Regions from separate parts of the Mus musculus genome. Here all the other regions are linked to region 1. The links are chromatin loops, found by intact Hi-C in ENCODE. Cell type or tissue: left cerebral cortex. All regions are shown on one strand. Each heading gives the region's core, and the rest is flanking DNA. Links, peaks and the distances in the headings are about the cores only.

What was found. Peaks named below come from ENCODE experiments on the same cell type or tissue, not always from the same donor. Only the 100,000 strongest peaks of a DNase experiment are listed, where the experiment ranks them.
Region 2: it touches region 1 in a loop (2.3-fold over the local background); 1 of 42 quality-filtered maps calls a loop at or near these places.
Region 3: it touches region 1 in a loop (2.2-fold over the local background); 1 of 42 quality-filtered maps calls a loop at or near these places.

Annotation. Positions count from the first base shown.
Region 1 is chr1:152,901,212-152,908,197 of GRCm38, reverse strand. Smg7 (Smg-7 homolog, nonsense mediated mRNA decay factor (C. elegans)) reads left to right here and starts at 5,552. Exons shown (of 23, transcript NM_001160256.1): 1 at 5,552-5,689. The coding sequence starts at 5,661. In left cerebral cortex, for the core only: CTCF peaks have their summits at 3,444 and 5,289; DNase peaks (open chromatin) are centred at 3,469, 4,924 and 5,298; H3K4me3 peaks cover 2,478 bases; H3K27ac peaks cover 2,176 bases.
Region 2 is chr1:152,979,248-152,986,233 of GRCm38, reverse strand. All of the region lies in intron 1 of Nmnat2 (nicotinamide nucleotide adenylyltransferase 2), which reads right to left. Among named protein-coding and RNA genes, the nearest start is that of Nmnat2, 28 kb to the right of the region's middle. In left cerebral cortex, for the core only: no CTCF peak of the experiment used is centred there; DNase peaks (open chromatin) are centred at 2,634 and 3,484.
Region 3 is chr1:153,048,741-153,055,726 of GRCm38, reverse strand. All of the region lies in intron 1 of Nmnat2 (nicotinamide nucleotide adenylyltransferase 2), which reads right to left. Among named protein-coding and RNA genes, the nearest start is that of Nmnat2, 97 kb to the right of the region's middle. In left cerebral cortex, for the core only: no CTCF peak of the experiment used is centred there; DNase peaks (open chromatin) are centred at 1,499, 1,904, 3,299 and 4,013; H3K27ac peaks cover 265 bases.

The DNA.
Region 1 (6,986 bases), core at 858-5,857:
ATTTTCTTACTTAGTGACTGTTGGGCACATTGTGGGTGGGGCCATACCTGTGATGGTGGTCCTTGGTTCTATCAAAACGCAGGCTGAGAAAGCCAGTAAGCAAAACCCCTCCATGGCCTCTGCATGGGTTCCTGCCTCCAGGTGCCAGCCAGCCCTGCTTGAGTTCCTGTCCTGACTTCCTTCGGTGACAGTCTACAATGTCAAAGGGCCAACCAAACTTGCTTTTGGTCATGGTGTTTTATCACAGCAATAGAAATAGGTAGTCTCCTAACTATGACAGCCAGGCTGCCTTAGACTTGTAGTGATCCTCCTTCCAATTCTATTAATTTTTGAAAATAATTACATAAATATTACCATCATCCTATCTACTTATTAGGCATATTGTAAATGGTACTGAAGAATCTTACAAAATTCTTAGGAAAGCTTACATAAACGTGAAGTTTATTTCTGATCTCATCTGTGCTTCTGATTTGTTATCTCAATTACCAAAGCCATTGCTTCCCATTCTCGTCACTTCTTGTGCTGCAACCAGAAGGTGAGTTATTCTAAGTATCATCTCTCTTTCACTGTGGTATCCATAGTAACCTGGACAGTTCCTACAATATAATAATTCTCAGGAAATGTTTGGTGAATAGACCAGCCACGGTAAGAAAAAAGGATTCATCTCTTATCTCATTTTCTGTATCCAAAATTAGTAGATAAGAACATTTTCATAGAGTTAGTATATGATGTGCTTATTATTTATTGGAGACATATGCCCTGAACATAAAAAGGTTGCTATGATCATTATTTTATTTAGAATGAAATTACATTTTGGTAAAAATATAACATGAATTTCAGGAAAAAAAATCCACTGAATATTTAGCATACTGCTTGAAATATAAATAGAGCAATAAGACAAGAGAAAGATAAAAAAGAGTTATATGTAAACAAAAAAGAAAAATCAAAGTATCTCTACTTGCAAATGTCATAATACTGTACTTTAAAGATTCTACAAGAAAACTCTTAGACCCTCTATCCACTTTCATCAAAACAGTAGAGCACAAAATCTACACACAAACATCACTAGCCATTTAAATATAGCAATAATGAACTTTCTTATAAAAATTAGGAAAAATTCCATTTACAATAATTTTTAAAATGCTGTGGAATAAACTCAACCAAGGAAATGCAAGACCTCTACAATGAAAACTTTGAGATGCGGCAGCAAGCCTTCCTCTGCTTGTGGGCTGACACAGGAGAGTCAAGAGGGACCATCCTGCAGATTCAACCTTCAGAGTCAAGTGCAATCCAAACGAAACTGCAATGACTCTCCTCACAAAAAAGCAGCAACAACAAATTAAAAAGTACATATGGATGGACAGAGATCACATAGTCTAACCAGTCCTAAGCAGAAAGAATAATGCCGGAAGTACCACAGTACTGGATCTTCACATTATACTAAAGAGCCACAGAACAAAAAGTACGTGCCACTGGCAGAAGGAAACAAAGGAGACATGTAAGCCAGCACACTAGAACTGGGGATCCACAAGCAAATCTATATAGCAATAAGACTATCAAAATTATACATCAGGAAAAAGGGTGCTGGTCACCGTTTATAGAAAAATGAAGCTTGATACATATTTCTTTATTGTGCACACAAAAAAAAATCAAACGTAAAATGGACCAACAGCATTAGAGGACCTGAAACTTTGAAACAACTAGAATAAAACAGGAAAAACACCTCAAAGTGTAGGCATGGGCAAGGGATTTCTGAGAAGGACTCTACTAACACAGAGTATAATCCCCATGGGTTATGAGACTACACAAAACTAAAGACGTTTCTACCTCAAAGAAAACAGCCACTTGACTGAAGACAGAGCCTGCAGAAAGGAGGGGAAAACCTTTGCTAACTACACATCAAATGGGAACAATAGAGCAGTGGCTCTCAACCTTCCTAATGCTGCTGTCCCTTTAATACAGTTCCTCATGTTGTTGCTTCTTCATAAGTGTAATTTTGCTACTGTTATGAATGATTATGTAAATACCTGACATGCAGGATGTCTGATATGTGACCCCTGTGAAAGGGGCAAGACCCACAGGTTGAAAACTGATTTAGAAAATGCACAGAATCGCAAAAAGTAAACAGCAAAGACAAGTCATCAGTGAACAGGCCAACGAGCGGGAGAAACGGGTCTCAGAATAGGAAACAGACGTAAAGTGAGGTGGCATACGGTATCTTCAGCCATCAGAGAAATGCAAATTAAAAGAAAGGCTGTTAAGAAAACCAATCACAGCTGGGCATGGTGGCACGTGCCTTTAATCCCAGCACTTGGGAGGCAGAGGCAGGCAAATTTCTGAGTTCGAGGACAGCCTGGGCTACACAGAAAAACCCTGTCTCAAAAAACCCCCAACCCCCCCCCCCCCAAAAAGAAAAGAAAACCAATCACAGCAGACAGTGGGGGTGCATGCCCTAAATCCCAGCCCTTGGGAGGCCGAGACAGGCACTCTCTGTGAATCCATGGCCAGGTTGGTCAGAGAGACCAGGCCAACCAATCCTACACTGAGAGAACCAGTCTGTAACAAACAAACAAACAAAACAGACAGAAAACTAAAACAACCAAACAAAAGGAAAGAAAAAGAAAGAAGAAAACAGACCTGCTGGTGATGATGTGGAGAGTAAAGGAATTCTTATGCTTTGTAGGTGGTAATGTAAGCTGGCCCAGCTTCTCTGGAAGTCAGTGTCTAAGTCCCCCAAGAAACTAAAAATAAAACTACCATAAAAGTTAGCTCTGCCATTCTTGGGAACAAAACTTAAAGTCAACACACCAGAGATACTGGCACATCCATATTTATTGTTGCACTAGTCCTTATAGCTAAGAAATAGAACTAGTTTATGTGTCCATCAGCAGATAAGAAAATATACATAATGGATTTTTTTTCAATCGCAAACCCCCTCGGAACCAGGTTTTTTTTTTTTTTTTTTTTTGAAAAAGCAAGGAACTGGAGATCAAATATTAAGAAAAAGAAGCCATACTGAAAAAGACAAATAACATTTTCTCTCATACACAGCATCTAGATTAAAAATGTGTATGTGTCATGAAAGTTCAAACAGGACCATGAAAAGGGAAGAAAAGGTCTGTAGGGAGGGAAGCAGTGGAGAATCTAATGGAAATTCACAGGACAATGAAAGCAGAATGGATGACTAAGAGGGGGAGAGCACAAGGAAGAGAGGGAAGAAAGTAGTATGGAGGAAATCAATGGGGAAGGTAGATAAAATATTTGTGTGTGTATGTGTGCCATAATGGAATTCATCACCCTGAATACTAACTAAAAAAAAAGTAGAATATTTGAGTATATATAGTAGTAACTTCCATTCTTTGACTTCCAGAGTTGAGGTAGAAAGCTACACACCAGAGATGTGAACAGTTTCTCACTAGGTGGCTCTCTTTCCCGTGAGTGGGCGGTGCGTTGGCGCTGGTGGAAGATAGGGGCCATTGTACTGCTGCAATCGCCCATACGTCATAGCGCCTCACACTCGCGCTTGCTTGCAGCATGAGGGGGCATAGTTCACTTTCTATTTCGTTAATGACATGCTGTCCTTGAGAATGATGTCCAAGTGGGCTGTACTTTCGTTTCCTGAGAACAGAAACACGTTCCAAATAAACACTGTTCTAGGTTAATAGGAGTTGGATTCAGAGAAAGACCTGTAAAGCGATTCTTTAGGCAGCATGGAAAAACCGGAAGATATCAGGTACCCAAACCAAAACCAAGATCCCATTGAAAATGCTGGTTTTAACTATACAGTGAGGACTGCGTTCTTGGATCTTATTCTAAAACACTTTAGGATAGCTGCTTATATAACTTTCAACATCAATTGAAAATAAAACCTGTAAAATATCAATAATTACTTCATTCCATCAGAATGACTTATTCTACACGATTCCACATCATCAGGATCCATTATTTCTATTTTAACCCTAAACCTGACACAAAATGCTTAAAATATTCGTTCTCAAAATGGAAAATTATTTTCTTAAACTCCCTCATGCAGATAAATCTAGATACTTTTTTTTTATGGCAAGTTCTAAAACACTGCAGATGTTTTTGAGGAGGGGGTCTTTGGAGATCAACCTTCGATGACGGAGCGTCTTTTCTCTCTGAGGGTACCTCTGGAAAGAACGTCATCAGCCTTTCTGATCGCTCTCCATTCTAAATGCCTAAGAACTGCGTGTTAGCCTCCTAGGCTGGGTTCGAGCTCTCACTAAGTCGCCTACGGGAGGTCTCGCCGGTGATATCGAGTAGGAATTAGGCAAGGGTCGACCGGCTACAAAAAGTCGAACATTCGCGATCGCCGGAGCCGCATCTCGGTTGTCATGTGCCCGTCTCTTCCCTTAGGGACCCGCTTCTGGCGGGATCCCGCTGCCCAGCCTCAAACAGTGGTGGGGAAGCCCCTTCCCTTTCCTCTGACTTCGCAGCATCGCCCTCGCTTTCTCGTTCCCACCCACTCGCCGCCGGCCTTCATAACCTGCCTTTTCTTCTCGGGCCCGGCCCTCTCCCTACCCGGCTCAGATAGGCAACGATGGAGGTGGTTTCCACCCTTGGGGGACTGGCAATGCCTAAAATGAATGCTTCGGGGTCTCCCCCAATTTTTGCTGGGAGAGTAAGGGAGGAAGAAATGGACTTTCCTACTCGGATAACCATTTCGACTTCTGGCTTTTAAAAAGGCAGGGAATCCAAGTGGGGAATCCTGGGCAGTTTCCAGGGAACCCGTTTCTCTACGGGAGGGTCACCCTGTCTACACACGGCAGTTACTATGACAATACAACCACAGCCTCCAGTTTCCATGGCAGCGGCCTGCCCAATCGGATTGGTTTTCCTTTCTATTTCTCCCTGGGCTCCGCCCTATTCCCCCCCCCCCCCCCAACCTTCTCCCAGAGTGCCCGGGGAGGGGCGGCTGAAACGGGGGAGGCCTCTGCGTCACTCTCCGGCGCGCGAGGGGACGACCGGAGTCGAGGAATTGGCGGGCGGAACTGTAGGAGGAAGGGGTGGCGTTTCCGGCGGGGAAAGTGGAGGAGTGGGAAAAAAAAAAAAAAGAAAGAAGGAAGGAAGTGAGAAGTGGGCGGGTGGCCGGGCGGAAGGCTTTGAGTGTGACTCCGGGCTGCTCTGGGCTCGATGTCCGCGGTGAGCCGGGGGCCGCCCCCGCGCCCGGGAGGAACAGGACGGAGCCTTAGGAGGCCGCCGGGCACCAGCACCGGATCGTTCGGCCGGCGCGCGGGCACCGCACCGCTCGCCGATCCCAAGAGGGAGCGCTACAGAGCGGCGGAAAGCACCCAGAGGGACCGGCGCTGCTGAAGTCTCGCGAGAGCGAACCCGACTTCCTTCCTCTGCTTCTCCCCTCCTCTTTCCCCGCCCCTTTCCCCTTCTTTTTCCCCCCCCCCTCCGGAGCCGGAGCGTCCCTGCGCCCCACAGGCCAGAGCCGCAGCCGCTGCCGGAGCCGCTCCCCCCAACTCCCTCCCCCTCGCCTCACTCACTCTCCCCCCCCCCCACCCCGCGCCAAGCGAGGAGGAGTCGGAGGAGAGGAAGATGGCGGCGACCGCCAGCACCCGCGGGGCCGCGGGGCCGCTCCGAGGAGCCTGAGAGACCCACGGAGGCTTCGCGGCGAGACGCGGCGGCGGAGGATGAGCCTGCAGAGCGCGCAGTATCTCCGGTGAGCGCCGGAGCTTGGCCGAGGCGTGGTGGCGACGGGGGAAGGGGAGGCTCTCGGGGGGCCGAGGACCGGCGGACTCGGAAGCGGTGGGGGAGTCGCGGCGTCCTTCTGTCCCCAGGGCGGGGAGGCCGAGCGCGGGGCCGAGCGGGCGGCTGCGGGAGGGGGCGGGCACACACATGGCTGCCTGGCCCCCGGGAAGCCGGGCGAGCCGCGCTCCGGGGGAAGCCGGGCGAGGAGCGGAGGGAGGTTGGGGAAGCGGGAGACGAGAACGTGTGTGTGAGTGTGTGTGTGTGCGTGTGCGCGCGCGCGCGCGCGCCTCTGGTCGCAGGCTGCGGGGCCGGGGTAGGGGAGAGGAGAGCCGGCAGCGACCCAGAGTCGAGGTGGGTGTGAAGGGGTCTGGAGCCCACGGCCCGGGAAACGTGGTGTGCTGGCCGGGGCGATGCAGGAGAGAGGAGGATGGAAGTCGGCACACCTGGGGGTTGGGAGGGCGCATTCTGGAGGGCAAATGAGAGGAAGGGGAGCCCGCAGGAAACGCGAGCTTGTTCTTTAGTCGCGGGCTGGAAGGAGGAGAAATAATGCCTTCTGTCCAGAGTTAGAGGGGTCGGAGAGCCCGGAAAGGGGGAAAAAGGATGGGGAGACGAGGGAAGAGGGAGGTGCTACGAACAAGGTGATGTTCTCGAAAGAAACTGTAGTTGGAAGATACCATTCTGAGAGTCGTGTGCATTCATTAGGTGCGATGTAAGGAACTTGTATGAAGGAGATAGAGTGACCCATGGGTACTGGGGGTGCGTGCGTGTGTATGTGTATGTGTGTGTGTGTGTGTGTGTGTGTGTGTGTGAGTGTCTGGGGTAAGGGAGGGGAAGCAGGGATTGATGCACACTTAAAGAAGACTCACATGCATTAACACCGACGTCGAGAACATTTTGAATGGAAAGACAGCAGCTGGTGTGCAGTCAGAATAGTTTGACGGATTTTGAGTGAGAGCTTGGAGGAAACTAGAGGGGAAAATACAGCCTTCACAATGGGAAATAAGGTTGCTAGTGCCTGAGGCTAATGGAGGAGTTGCTAAGACTGGGAACTTACAAACTGGCCTTTTTGTCTTTCAGGAACAGTGTTTTTCTTTTAAATAGCAGGTCTTATTTGGGAAGATACTTTTAAAAAGTGAGTTGAAACCTTGAGGAGAAGAGAATTGAATGGGTAGATAACTGAGTAAGATTTTCTTTAGCTGTTTAGACATAAGTGATGTGGAAGTCGATGTGTTAAGAGTGGTCCCATATATATATTTATATTGCAAGAG
Region 2 (6,986 bases), core at 915-5,914, 78 kb before region 1:
GGTGTGGTGGCACATGCCTTTTAACCCCAGCACTCAGGAGGCAGAGGCAGGTGATTACTATAAGTTCAAGGCTAGCCTGGCCACAGAGTAAGTAAGAACCTGAAGACCAAGCAACAACAACAATAGAAACAAGACAAAACAAAACAAAACAAAAATCTCAGTTAGGCATGACACATGTCTCTATAAGCCCAACACATGGGAGGTGGAGGCAGGGAAAGCTGGAGTTCAAGGTCATCCCAGTTACAAGAGAGTTGGAGCCCAACCTGGGATACAAGAAGCTTTTTCTTAAAACAAACAAACAGACAGACAAAAGCATTAAAAAAAAAAAACCCAAACACTAAAAAAGATAGTGATGGTTGGTCCTTAAACTTTAAAGTCAGAAATTCTTATTAAAGCATCTTGGATAATTTGGAAAAAGAAAGGCAGAAGTTGGGCTGTTGAGAAATGTGGTCTTGTCATAGAGTAGGAGGTTCTCAAGGCCAAAAGAGGTTGTCTTCTGTTACTGTGCAGGCAATAGGAAGGGGTGCTAACCTTCAACAGAGAAGAACAGCGAGGAATGGCTTAGGGAGACTGCTTTGGAATCAGTGTGAGAACTGGAGGGATGTCAGAGGAGCTTAGACAGGAATAAAGAGTCAGGGAGTCTTCAGTGGTTCACAGTAATAGAACACCCTGATCCAGCTAACTACTGTGAGAATCAGGGAGAAATGAGAGGCTACGCTGTGACAGGGGGTCTCTAGAAAGGATCAGCCAACAACCGTGAATATCAGAGGGGCTGCTGTTCATAGGTGGGAAGATGAACAGCATCGTGACTGCCTGTCCTGCGTGGAAGATGGACCAGATCTGGACCTTCCCTCTCCCAACATTCTGCAAGCAAAAAAAAGCACACACTCTTACCTAGCCAGGGAGGAAATAATTTGGGATAGGAGAATATATATAATGTGACCGTATCTTCAATCAATTGCTTAGTTTAGAAATGCCAGCTAGTGAGGCTTGAGAGACGGCTCAGAGGTAAAGAGTTCTTACTGTTCTTTCAGAGGACCTAGGTTTGGTTCCCAGCACCCACATGGCTGCTCATAATCACCTGTGACTTGTGGAGCACGCCTTTAATCCCAGCACTTGGGAGGCAGAGGCAGGTGGATTTCTGAGTTCGAGGCCAACCTGGTCTACAAAGTGAGTTCCAGGACAGCCAGGGCTATACAGAGAAACCCTGTCTCGAAAAAAAAAACAACAAAAAAAAAAAAAAAAAGAAAGAAAAGAAAAGAAAAGAAAAGAAAAGAAAAGAAAAGAAAAGAAAAGAAAAAAATCACCTGTGACTCCAGTTCTGAGGATATCTGACACCTTCTCCATGGGAACAAGAAGGCATGGGCGTGATATACATACATGCATGCTGACGAAACACTTGCATACATAAAATAAAGAAAAAGAACTCTTCGAAAAGGTAAATGGGGGTGGGGGGAGACTGGCGAGATGGCTCAGAGGGTAAGCACTCACTGACTGCTCTTCCCAAGGTCCTGACTTCAAATCCCAGCAACCACATGGTGACTCACAACCACCCGTAATGAGATCTGACACCCTCTTCTGGTGTTTCTGAAGACAGCAACAGTGTGCTTATTTATAATAATAAATAAATCTTTGGGCTGGAGTGAACAGGGACTGAGGGAGGGGGTGTTGACCGGAGCGAGCAGGGCTGACCAAAGCGAGCAGAGGTCCTAAATTCAATTCCCAACAACCACATGAAGGCTCACAACCATCTATACAGCTACAGTGTACTCATATACATAAAATAAATAAATAAATCTTTTTTAAAAAGGACAAGAAAAGATAAATATCACTACTATGATCACTAAGCTCCAGTGAGCTGGGAGCTATGATACACCCAGTCAACATGAAGAACTGGGACGCAGACAGAATGGGTGTGCTGCTCTAGATTGTACGGATGCTAAAGAGCAGAAATAAGGTCTGAAACGGGCATCGGTTCCAGAGACAAGCCCTCCCACAGTCTGCTCTAATGCTGATGACCCTGGACCTGCTAATCACTTCTCCACTCAGCTTCAACCCGAATCTCTCATTGCCTTCAGTCCCCTGGCTGAAGACAACACAAATTAGGGAGAAGTCAATGAAGATGGCTACCTATGGTATTATTTATCTTGTTCCCTGATGGTCACCAAGCAGAGCCTCAGGCCAGATGTGTATTCACAGTGATCCAGGTCACTATTGAAGAACACAGACTAGCTGCCACAAAACACTAAGGAAGGGAGTGGGGGTGGGGGGGGCACTCAATGCTCACATACGTGCTTGGAAAATTTCGACGATTGTCAACTGCTAAGTGAGGATGGAAGCCTGGCCTAAAATCCTTAGTTGCCAGAAATTCCTGGAAAAAAAATCACCAGCTATCTAACAATCTAAAAATACATTGAGAGAGACAGGAAGAAGGCAGGCTCGGACCTGGCGAAGAGAAAAGAAAACTCAAGCAGGTTTCTGATCTCCAGGCACACTGGACTTGCATGTCTTCTGTGAAGACATGAGGCCTGGCACTCTCACAAAACCAAAGCCTTGCATGGAAACAAACAGACAGAGCCTGGAGCCTTTTCAGAAAAGCCCCCACAGCCATGCGGCAGGCCTTCCCGGTCTTCTCGTTGCCTCCAGAGTAAGGCTCGGCCGCCCATACATTTAGGCAACAGATGGCGACTATCGGAATGTGTATGGAGTTGGAATGAACAACTGTTGAAGTCTGCTTACGGCATCCATTTGAAATCTGTACCAACTCTCGAAGATATTGGAATGATTTCTTATCACGTGACGATGCGTGGCTCTTGTTCCTTACATCCCTGACTCCTGATTCATGCCAGGGACTGAGGTAAAATCGCGACACAGTGTCTGCCCTTGGGATACCTATAATCTAGTCCAGTGGTTCAGAACCTTCTTAATGCTGCAGCCCTTTAATACAGTTCCTCATATTGTGGTGACCCCAACCATAAAATTATTTTCATTATAACTTCATAACTGTGATTTTGCTACTATTATGAATCATGATGTAAATATGTGATAGGAAGGATATCTGATATGTGACCCCTGTGGAAGGATTACTCAACCCCCAGTTGGGTTGTGACCCACAGGTTGAGAACCACTGCTCTAGTCATAGCTTTGCCTAAATCCCTACATGTTGCCTAAATTGGGGCATAGGAGGTCAGCTACAAAGGGACAGGTCCTAGGTACTGAGAGTTCAGGATAGCACTAAGCTATGTGTCAGGGAAAACGAAGAAGAAACAGTAAAAAATGGAGATCTGATGTTGAAGTTTTGTGTGTTCATTTTTGTTTGTCTTTTAGATTCTGGCATTTTGTTGCCTGAAGAATAATCTTTCAAGCAAAATTATACCCACTTAGGACTGGGAGTGCATTTCAGTGATAGAGCACTTGCCTAGGGTGAGCAAAACCTTGTGTTTTATTCCAGCACGTCATACACACCCACACCCTCACCCACACCCATACCCATACCCTCACCCACACCCTCACCCACACCCACACCCTCCAAGGTGCACACATATTAAACCCACTTTGAGATGATCCAGGCCATGTGTATGTATAGACAATGTAAATTATTCATTGCCTATAATAGAAAGGAGACCATATATGTCCAAATACAATTTGAGGCTTTCCAAAATATTCCTCAAGAAAAGTTATCTCATATAAAAATCTTTATATAACTGGGCTAGTAAAATGACTCAGTGGGTAAAGGTGCTTGCCACCAAGCAAGAGGACCTGAGTTCGATCTCCACATGGCGGGGCTCTACACAAATTGCCCTTTGACTTCCACTGGCACATACAAACATGCACGTGTGCTCACACTATAACTAAATAGTTTTTTTTAATTAAATCCTTATAAAATCTATATTTTGAAGTGTTCTTCAGTTATAGCTACATACCACTTGGCAGACCTAATATTGACTTCAGACACCTCTCTTTCCATGTAAGCAGCTATAGAAAAGGTCTTATGATCTTAATAAAAGGAAAATCAGGCAAATCTAGCACATGTTTAGTGATTCCTGGGCACTCAAATCACAATGGCAAGGGTGGGCATTGAATATGAGATTAAAAAAATTAAAAATAACTGTGTGGGGTGTTGTTTTTCCACAGTTGAAGCTATGTGATCTTTCTATAATTACGTATTATAGAATTATAGAACCTGCCTTTTCCACTTGAAGTGGCAGCAGCAGTATTTTGCACAAAATGAAAAAAAATTTAGTAGTTAAAAAATGTAATGTAGTATATAGTAATATGGTAGACATCAATTGTATAATAAAATTTTACCCTTGACTACAAATACTCATTTGTGTAAGATAAGAACAACATTGAGGGGGGAAGGTATATGAAATGTAAATGAAGAAAATATCTAATTAAAAAAAAGAAAACAACATTGAATTTTTATTTGTGCTACAGCTAACTTTTCCTTTTTGTGAAGCTCTGTAGCCCAGATAGGTTCCTAATTTATGATGATCCTCGTGGCTTATCTTCCCAAGGGCTGGCATCACAGGCATGCACCACCACGCCCTATGAAAAGTACCTTGCATTAGACATCTTAAACAGAAGTGTAACTACTTGTACAGACGTGCTACAAAGTACTATTCAAAAATCTTTTGATGATTCAAAAATCCACTTTACCGATGACAAAGACGCTGATTTTAAGAATACTTTTGATGAGTTGAAATAAAACTGTCTGATGAAATGCAGATGAGAAGCAATGTTTAAGACTGGCTGTGCAGTTTGGTGTTAGAGTGCTTCCAGAGTTTGTCTGAGGCCCCGGCTCATTTCCCCAGCACTACAAAGGGGAATGGCCAATGTTTATAAACCAATACATTATTTCACAGAACATACAATTTCCTAAATCCATGCAAATAGCTACACTCGTAGAATAGATTTATTTTAAATGTCACTTGTTTGCCCTGAAAATTTATGTGTGTGATGAAAAAAAATCCTTATCTGGTTTTTTTCTAATATCTTTTCAAAGAATTTGGGGTAGCTTGATTTAGAATACATAGTTAATTCATTTGTTTTCTTGGACAATTCCTGAGGAAAACCTAATAGACAGACAAAACTAGCTAAATACCAAGTTAAGAATAAAACTGTCTGATGAAATGCAGATGAGAAGCAATGTTTAAGGCTGGCTGTGCAGTTTGGTGTTACAGTTGGTTTTAGAAATTCTATAGCTTTGAGTCATTTAGCTTTGGGGTAATCAGCCCTCAGCCCTATATACCTACATTCTGATCAAGATCAAGTCAGGATCCTTGCCCCCAATCCACTATAGTGCCTCATCTGCCTATGAACTCTAAGACAAGCATCCTTAACATTCACTTGCTTCCACAGGGTGTAAAACAGCTTCCCATGCTTATCTCCTGCTTATCTCGTAGTCTAGACTTTGTGCACTCAGCATTCAGATAAAAGAAACAAAAACAAAACAGTGTTTCAATGCCACCCATCTTCAGGACTTCAGTCCTCCTGCTTGTGGTGATTTCTCTCTTGTTAGAATGGCTTTCTCCGCTGCCCTCCCCCTCCCAAGTGTCTATCTGCATCCTCCCCTTCCCAAGGTCCAACTCAAATCTGCTTCATTCAGTTCCACTGTTTCAAAGAGAAACACATCTCTGTTTCATAATCCTAACTAGCACCGATCCTTCTGAATGAGGGAGAGAGGTTCCCACGGGAATCTTGATGAGATCATGGCTAACAACAGAACAGAAACAGCTAACTCTAACTAAAACACTGCCTGTGCCAGGTAATCTACTCACTTTAAGTATGTTATTGAATTTGGTCTTCACAAGAACCTCATGAAGTTGGCTTAACATTAGAGTCTATAGATAAAGAAGCTACGGCCAGGGATATAACGTAACCAAGGTGGCTCAGGTGTGAGGGATCAAGTTGAGAAACGGGACATAGCTATATGCTGCCTACCTACCTTGGTAAAGACTAGCAGAAAAATGACCAGCTGTGAGCAGGAAGACAGATGTGAAAGCCTACGTGTTTAGTTGGGGGTGGTAGTGATGGAGAAGCATTAAGCAGGTAGAGATCTAATCAAGTGAGAACACAGATTGGGGTGAAGGTGGGATCTTAAGATTCTTCTCTCCCCTGGGTCAGTGTCAAGGTTCTAAAGAAATGTACATTGGCCAAATATAATATAAAGTTTATTCATTATGGGTACTTAATCTCTTCTTAAATAATAACAGGCCTGTCACATCTTCACAATTGACCAGGTACACTTTGAAGAATAGCCAATTCACTTACTGCACTGTCAGAACTGGACTTTGCACATGATCAATAAAGCTCTATTAAACAAATGTCCACAAACCATTAGTCCTCTAATAAGTAGATAGTTGTCAAAAATATTTAGGAAGATATTTATCCAACATTTAAAAATTAATTCTGCACCATCACTTCCTTTGTAACACTTTGATGTATAGTTTGTTTTTAAGTTGCCCATCTCCCTCAACCAGGAGATAAACAAGTACTAAGGGAAGAGACTTTATCCTTGTTTTAACGTAGTATTGCTGGCAACTTAAACAATGCCAAACACATAGAGATGACCGAGTAAATATCCATGAAGTGAATATTTGAAAAAGAATCTGCTTTGAGGTCGTTCGCCAGACCATTGTGGGTCGCCATCTTTCTGACCAGGGCTCAGTCCCAGTTAGCAAATGGGCACTGTCTCATTTCCTTCCTTCATGGCTCAAAACATTCATGTTTCGAGAACACAAAGAAAAGGAAGGGCTTTGCTGAACATCTTGGAAGGTAGGCAGATGATGGAGAAAGATTAATGAAAAAAAAAAAGAAATAAGAGGAAGACATGATTGCTCCTTGGTAAGGTGGAGGAGAAGGTTTATGGTAGATAAAAGGGAGAGCATAGCCAGAGGCATCCAGAAGAGTCCAGAGTGAACACGGCCAGACTGAGCCAGGTCATGTGAGGGGAGATGGGAAGGGAACGCTGAAGAGGAGCTGCT
Region 3 (6,986 bases), core at 1,402-6,401, 150 kb before region 1:
GCCTTGAACTCAGAAATCCGCCTGCCTCTGCCTCCCGAGTGCTGGGATTAAAGGCGTGCGCCACCATGCCCGGCTTCTGACTAGACTCTTAAGTTACTCACAGCAAAGTTCCAAGTTCCATATCATCCATGTTGCAAGCAGGGTGTTTATATGGCCTGAGAAAGCAGGGACAGGGGATCAAGTACATTCCCTAGCAGTAGGTGTGTAGGCACCACTGGTGTCCCTTTGCTCCAGTCTCCTCACAGAAAAGGAAGTAGCTGAGGCCTGCCAGTTTTGACTTTCTCAGTCTCCCTTTATCTGTGCTATATTGAAACAACCCACCTATCACCCCCACCCCCTTATTTACCTTCTGGCTTTTTTTCTTTCTTTTTGTCTATAATCCAACTTCATCTACTTGGCTCATCATAATACTTCTATTTTGTGGACCAGAACGTTACTGGGCTCTGGAACTGAAAAGAAGGCCAGTTAACATCTGCAAACTGGGGCCAGCAAGATGGCTCAGTTGGCAAAGGCTCTTGCAGTCAAGTTCCATCCCTAGGACCCATGTGGTAGAAAGAGAGAACCAACCCCACGAGGCAAACTGTCCTCTGACCTCCGTGGACTGCTGTAGCATGTGTGTATACCCCTGTCCCCCAGCACACAATAAATAAATAAAGTAGTGATGGCATTTCAAAAACTAAAGATTCTTAAATTGTTATAATTCTGTTCTTTGATGGATCCAAGGTTGATGAAGCCTCTTCTGGATACATGAAGCAAAGGACCAGCAGTAACTAACGATATTATTGCAGGTGGAAGAATTATGGCCCCAGAGGATAGGAAGCAAGGGGCTAGTATTTCATCCTGCCCTGGTTTTAGCACAGAAGAATACTATTGGAAAAAGTGACCGAGCCAAGGACCAGCATGACAAACGCTCTGCCTGGTGAAGGTGTTTCCTTCACAGGGAGACTGCAGTGGCTGGGCGCCAAGGTCCCTGGTTAGCTTTCCAGCCTGCAGGAAGGGTTGTGTGAGCCCTGCTCCCCAGCTCTGCCCGACTTCCTCACTGTTCAACTAGGCAAAGGCCAGTGTCCTGTCAGCCCCTACACTTCAGAAACCCTCCTGCTCCAACAGAGAAATGGTTTCTGTGGCTGCTAGTCAGAGAACAGGCTTTTGGAGTGAGGAGCCAGGGCCATGGCGGGAATTCCTGGCTGAGGACCAGGAGAGACCCTTTCTCCTCACAAGTCCTAATTAATTAATTAATTGGTTCTTTATGAAGAGCTCTAAGGGGATGATTAGGGCCACCAGCAGTGAAAGCATTTCTAAGCAGTCTTGTATTTCCCCCATCCAGAATTACGTTATATAATAACCAGGCAAAACTTATTGCTCTGGCTCCTTGCCGCTCAGCTGGTAAGGATTTTATTTTTTTCTCCTGGAAGTTCAAACAGCAAGGACCTCTTTTTACTTCTCGGTGGGGGAGCGGACAAAGAGGCTTGTCCCCAGCCAAGCTCAAGACAGGGCCTCCTCTTCCTTCTCAGTGGGATCCACTTTATAGCCCGGATGACTGACAGCCATGAAATCTCCTTTTTGTTCCCAGCGCCTGAGAAATGAGCCTCATCTAAGGTCCCCTCCCGATGCAGGCACACATCTCTCCTCACAGTCTGTCAAATTTAGCCATGATAAATTTAGAAATTTATAAACACTATGAAATAGAAAAAGCAAAAAAAAAAAAAAAAAAAAAAAACCAATTTTTTTTAGGCACATCAGTCATAGGCTTGGGTTGGTTTTCATTTTTAGAATGAATCCAGACTTATTAAGGGAAAATGAGAGTGAGCTCTCAAGATTGGGAGGGCTCAAAGGAAGAGAAACCAGGGGCTTCTTTTATTTTATTTTTTTAAAAATTTTCAGACTTGGGCAAAGGAGGCGGCTCTAAGATAAAAGCATTGCGGTTAAACTTGTAACCTGAGCTGGGTCCCTGAGAGTCACAGGATGGGATGGGAAAACTGACTCTGACAAGCCGTCTTACTACACGCATATACACTGCGTGTTTGTGCACACACGCAAGATATGAAATAAGAATATAAAATTAATTTTTTCCACTTACAATCGAGTTACAGAAAGCATGGAGAGTTTTCATAGTCTATCCCACTCCTCCCCCTACTACACCTTAGTTAGCTAGTTAGTTAGCTAGCTAGCTAGTTAGTTAGTCAGTTAGTTAGTTAGTTTGCATGCGGAGTGGGGGCACTCCTGCACATCACTGCGTTGGAGGAATTCCTTGTGGAAATTGTTTCTCAGCTTCCACCTGGTGTGTCTTAGGGATGGAATTCGGGGGCACCAAGCTTGGCTGCAAGGGCCCTCACCCCCTGGAGCTATCTAGTCAGCCCAAATTGATCTCATCAAATTGACTTTACTGTTTTTTTTTTTTTTTTCTCCCCTAGCTTCATGTTATACTATTTGGTAGAGAGATACTTTATATATATATAAAGTATATATATGGGCTCCTCGTGGAGATGATGTCAGGAGTGGCTTTCTCAAGGGTCATTATGAGGACAAATGAGCTGTGTCTGACAGGGTGCTCAGTACCAGGTTGTTTGTTTGTTTGTTTTGTGGCACGGTTTCATATATATATATGTATATTGCACTGTACATTTCCTGAGGAAAAAGACACATTCCTAACAGTTTATCTAATCCTGTTTCTCCCTAAAAAAGGGGCCAACATTTGACAAGTGGCTTAAAATCTGGGCCAACAGAATGAGATTCCACCAAGGTTCTCCCAAAATAACTGGGTTCAAATCTTGACTCTATTGCCTGCCTTCTAGCGATGTGATGCTGGGCTCCTCGTGGAGATGATGTCAGGAGTGGCTTTCTCAAGGGTCATTATAAGGACAAATGAGCTGTGTCTGACAGGGTGCTCAGTACCAGGTTGTTTGTTTGTTTGTTTTGTGGCACGGTCTCATTGGCCAAGGCTGGTCTCAAACCTGCTGATGGCCCCAAGTTCCTGGTACTTGCCTTTCCCTTTCCGGGTGCTGGGATTACAGGCAGGTGTGGGCCACCGCACCTGGCTTCCGGGTTCGTTTCAGTGTAACCATTTGGGCTTATTCATTTTCCACATTCCTCCAACCAGTGTTCTTTCCGATGAGGCCGGGTCTGCTTTCAATGTCAGTTTTGTCTCCCTCACTTCTTCCCACCTCCAGCTTCCACGGCCTCCTGTTCCCCTAGCACAGGCATCCTGTCTTCTGGGAAGTTATGAACCGTGGGGTGGGGAAGGATACACTGTAAAGTGTGAAGATGCAGTAACGCAGAGTGCTTTGAAGCTCAAGGCCACAGAGCTTCCCGCATGCATGCCTCACATCCCACAGTTCCGAGGTGGAACTGGAGTCACCCCTCCCAACACCCCCCTCGAAGAGAACGGTAAGCTTGCCTTCCAGGATTTTGTGCCAACCGGTTAAACTCTCTTCCCCGGCGTGAGTGGGTGTTTGATTTGTAAGGAACAAGAAAACATACGTTTAATAGCAACTTGTCAATATTCCTGGCACGGGAGTGTTGAGATATTTTCTCTTTTAAAACATTTCTTTCTTGACAAAGAGGCGTCTTTGAATCTGCCATCAATGGCAGGCAATAATTAATCACTAATTATTACTACTGGGGCCCCTCAGGGAAAGGCTGGCATAAAGGACTGGAAGCACGAACTCTGAGGTCAAGAGCCCAGCTCTGACCGGTTTTTGTCTCTAAGGACCCCACTAAGTGTGTAGCTATGGGAGCAGCTTGCTTTTTTTTTTTTTTTAAGACAGGGTTTCTCTGTGTAGCCCTGGCTGTCCTGGAACTCACTCTGTAGACCAGGCTGGCCTCGAACTCAGAAATCCGCCTACCTCTGCCTCCCAAGTGCTGGGATTAATGGTGTGCACCACCACTGCCCAGCTGGGAGCAGCTTTTGATGTGTAACAGCTTCATGCCACACACTTGGGAAGCAGGCTCAGCTAACAGTAGTCATAGCTGGAAGTACCAGGCAATCTCCCACGTGGATCCTACTGCCCAGTTTCCAAGCCAGCCACTCACCCTCTTACGTGTTTGCAAACCTGTCACAAGTCCTTGGCAAGCTCCAACTATGCCATATTTGGAGGGCTTGGCGCATTTGAGCTTTCTCCTCTCACCTCTGACCCTGTCTCCCATAGACATGTGCCTTTATTCGCTAGTTTCTTCTGCTTGAACTATACTTCACCACCGTGGCAATACCCACTAGCCATTTGAAATCCACTCACTACACCATCTTCCCTGACCTTGAGGAGTGGACTCCTGTCCTTCTGCATCTCTGCATGTACCAACAGGCTAGGCTTGACTACATGTTCCCACAAGGGAAACAGCACGGTTTACTGTGTATCTTCAGTCCCTGATCAGAGTCTGGACCTATTCAATACTCAGCTAGGCTTGACAGGGTAAAACTGAAGGACAAGGGGGTAGAAGATAGGGCACAGGTAGCACAGGGGTGGACCTGTGTCAGCCCTTCTTTTTAGGTAATTGTTTGTAGTTACAATGTATGTATGTATTAATGTGCTGAGCTATATAGGACATGTGTATGCAAAAGTATAGGCACCTTAAAACCTGAATTCCCAGGATAAATGTGAACTTTTCTCTTATAACTGCAGTTGCTCGTAGGGAAGGGTAGAACATGGTGTATGTGCTGTTTTTTAGGAATTTAAATTCCCGCCAGGCAGTGGTGGCGCATGCCTTTAATCCCAGCACTTGGGAGGCAGAGGCAGGTGGATTTCTGAGTTCGAGGCCAGCCTGGTCTACAGAGTGAGTTCCAGGACAGCCAGGGCTACACAGAGAAACCCTGTCTCGAAAAACCAAAAAAAAAACAAAAAAAAAAAAACAAGACAGATGAGTTCAACGCCAACCTGGGTTACACAGTGTAAAGCCCTGTCTTAAAACAACCACCAAGAGCTTAACCTGACACTCAAGTATTTCAACCAATTATACATCTTCTCGTATGTGGATCATTTTTACCTCTTTTTACCCCTTTTTACAGTTTTGCATTTTATCCCTGCAAAATTATGCTGCTGACCATTCCGGAACAATGAAAGCCCAGTCGCCGGGCTGTCCAGGACACTGGTGGTGAGCGCAGCACACAGAACCGGCTCCCAGTTGTTTCAACAAGATGGAAAAAACAAGCACAAAATACATCGCGGGGCAAAAAGCATCTGCACACTCTGAACACTCAGACTCATTTCCCGAGTGGAGTGTTGAGTAACATGCTCAGCAGTTAGTTCTAAGTCTCTCACCCGGTGCCCATCCAGAGAACACATGGATATTTAATTCAATCCAGTTAAAAGTATTGCATCCAAAACATTCTTAAGATATCACAGTAGCCCAGGAATTGAGCAAACCACTCAGGGGATTCAGGGTTCATCTTCCTAACAGCTACTGAAATGCTTTGCCACCCTAGGGATAGGGTGGGCTTGCTTCCTCTCCTTGGGACGCTTCTGATGTGCATGTAGCAGCGGTAGTGACATCACTGGACTCCCCTCCAACTCCACAGGTTCGGGTTCCCAGGAGCTTTCTTTCCTGGAATCTGGTATTCATTTTGGCAGAGGTCACAGGAGTCATGTGAACGATGAAGAGGGCGTGGGTGGCAAGCCAAGTGTCTGTGTCACTGGGGGGGGGGGGCATTACTGTGGCTGCGACTCCCTACTGAGATCAGTGGTTGCTCTGTGTGTTGTGAGCAAGAGGAGAGGGTTGGCCTCTTCCTCCACTCTAGACCTCTCAGCTTGAAAAGGGAGCAGATTCACCCCACATACCACACATAGGCATGTGTGTCTGCATGCATGCCTGCTCTCCTTCCCCGTCCCCTCACAATCTCTTTCCTGTCTATGGAGATCAGATCATAGGCTGAGCTGAACAACACCCCCAGGTTGCTTCCAAAGGCTGATGCAGCACCAGGCATCCCCCAGGCCTCAGAGCTGGCCAGGCATGGGTGTGTGAAAGACTGTCCAGGGGTGTGGGGTACTGCCAGTTTTCTGAAGGGCAGGAACTGCACCTCCTCCAGTTTATTGCCTTATGCACCCCAAACAAAGCCCACCCCCAAGCCCTTATCAGGACATTTCAGATAGGTTTGACACTAAGCAAACACTGATTAAACCAAGCAATTTCTCACACATCCTTCAAGATCTGCTGGAAATCCAAAGTAGCCAATTCTCTTGGAACTCAGATTTGGCACGTGTGCAGTGCCCGTCTCTGTGCCCCAGCCTTTAATTCCTGCTGAGTAGGAGCCCAACAGTAACCACAAGTAGACTTGTATGCTAAGTCTTCCCTGAAAAACACATACTTTTTTTTTTTTTTTTTTTTTTTTTTTTTGGCCTCAAACTTGCTATGTAGCTTAGCTCCTAATCTTCTTGCTTCCAAGTACTGGGGATTATAGACATAGACCATCATACCCAGCTTTGTGCAAGCCTTGGGAAGTGAAGAAACCGAGGAAAGTTGACTCTGTTTTCCTCTTTCTTTATTAAAAGATAAGAGAAGGCTCAGAGACAAGAGACTGCAGTGGCTAGAGAAAGAACCAGGAGGATACCTGGAGCTCGTTCCAGGTTCAGTGAGAGACCTCATCTTTAAAAAAAAAAAAAAAGAAAAGAAAAAAGAAATATATATCTTTATATATTTACCTATATTTATATAAATATTTATATAAATTTAAACAAACAATTATGTATTTATATAAATTTATGCATTGATATGTTTATATAAATTTATGTATATATTTTATATGTTTAAATTATATATAAATATATATTTATTTACACATACACATATATATTCATACACATACACACATGAAATCCACTGAGAAGACACCAGATCTCAGGCACTTGCATATACACATATCTGTACATACACACACACACACACACACACACACACACACACACACCCCTATACATATACATGTACGGCTCATGCCATCATTCACTGGAACCGGACTAATAACAACAAGAATTTAATGTGCCAGCCATTGTTCCCTG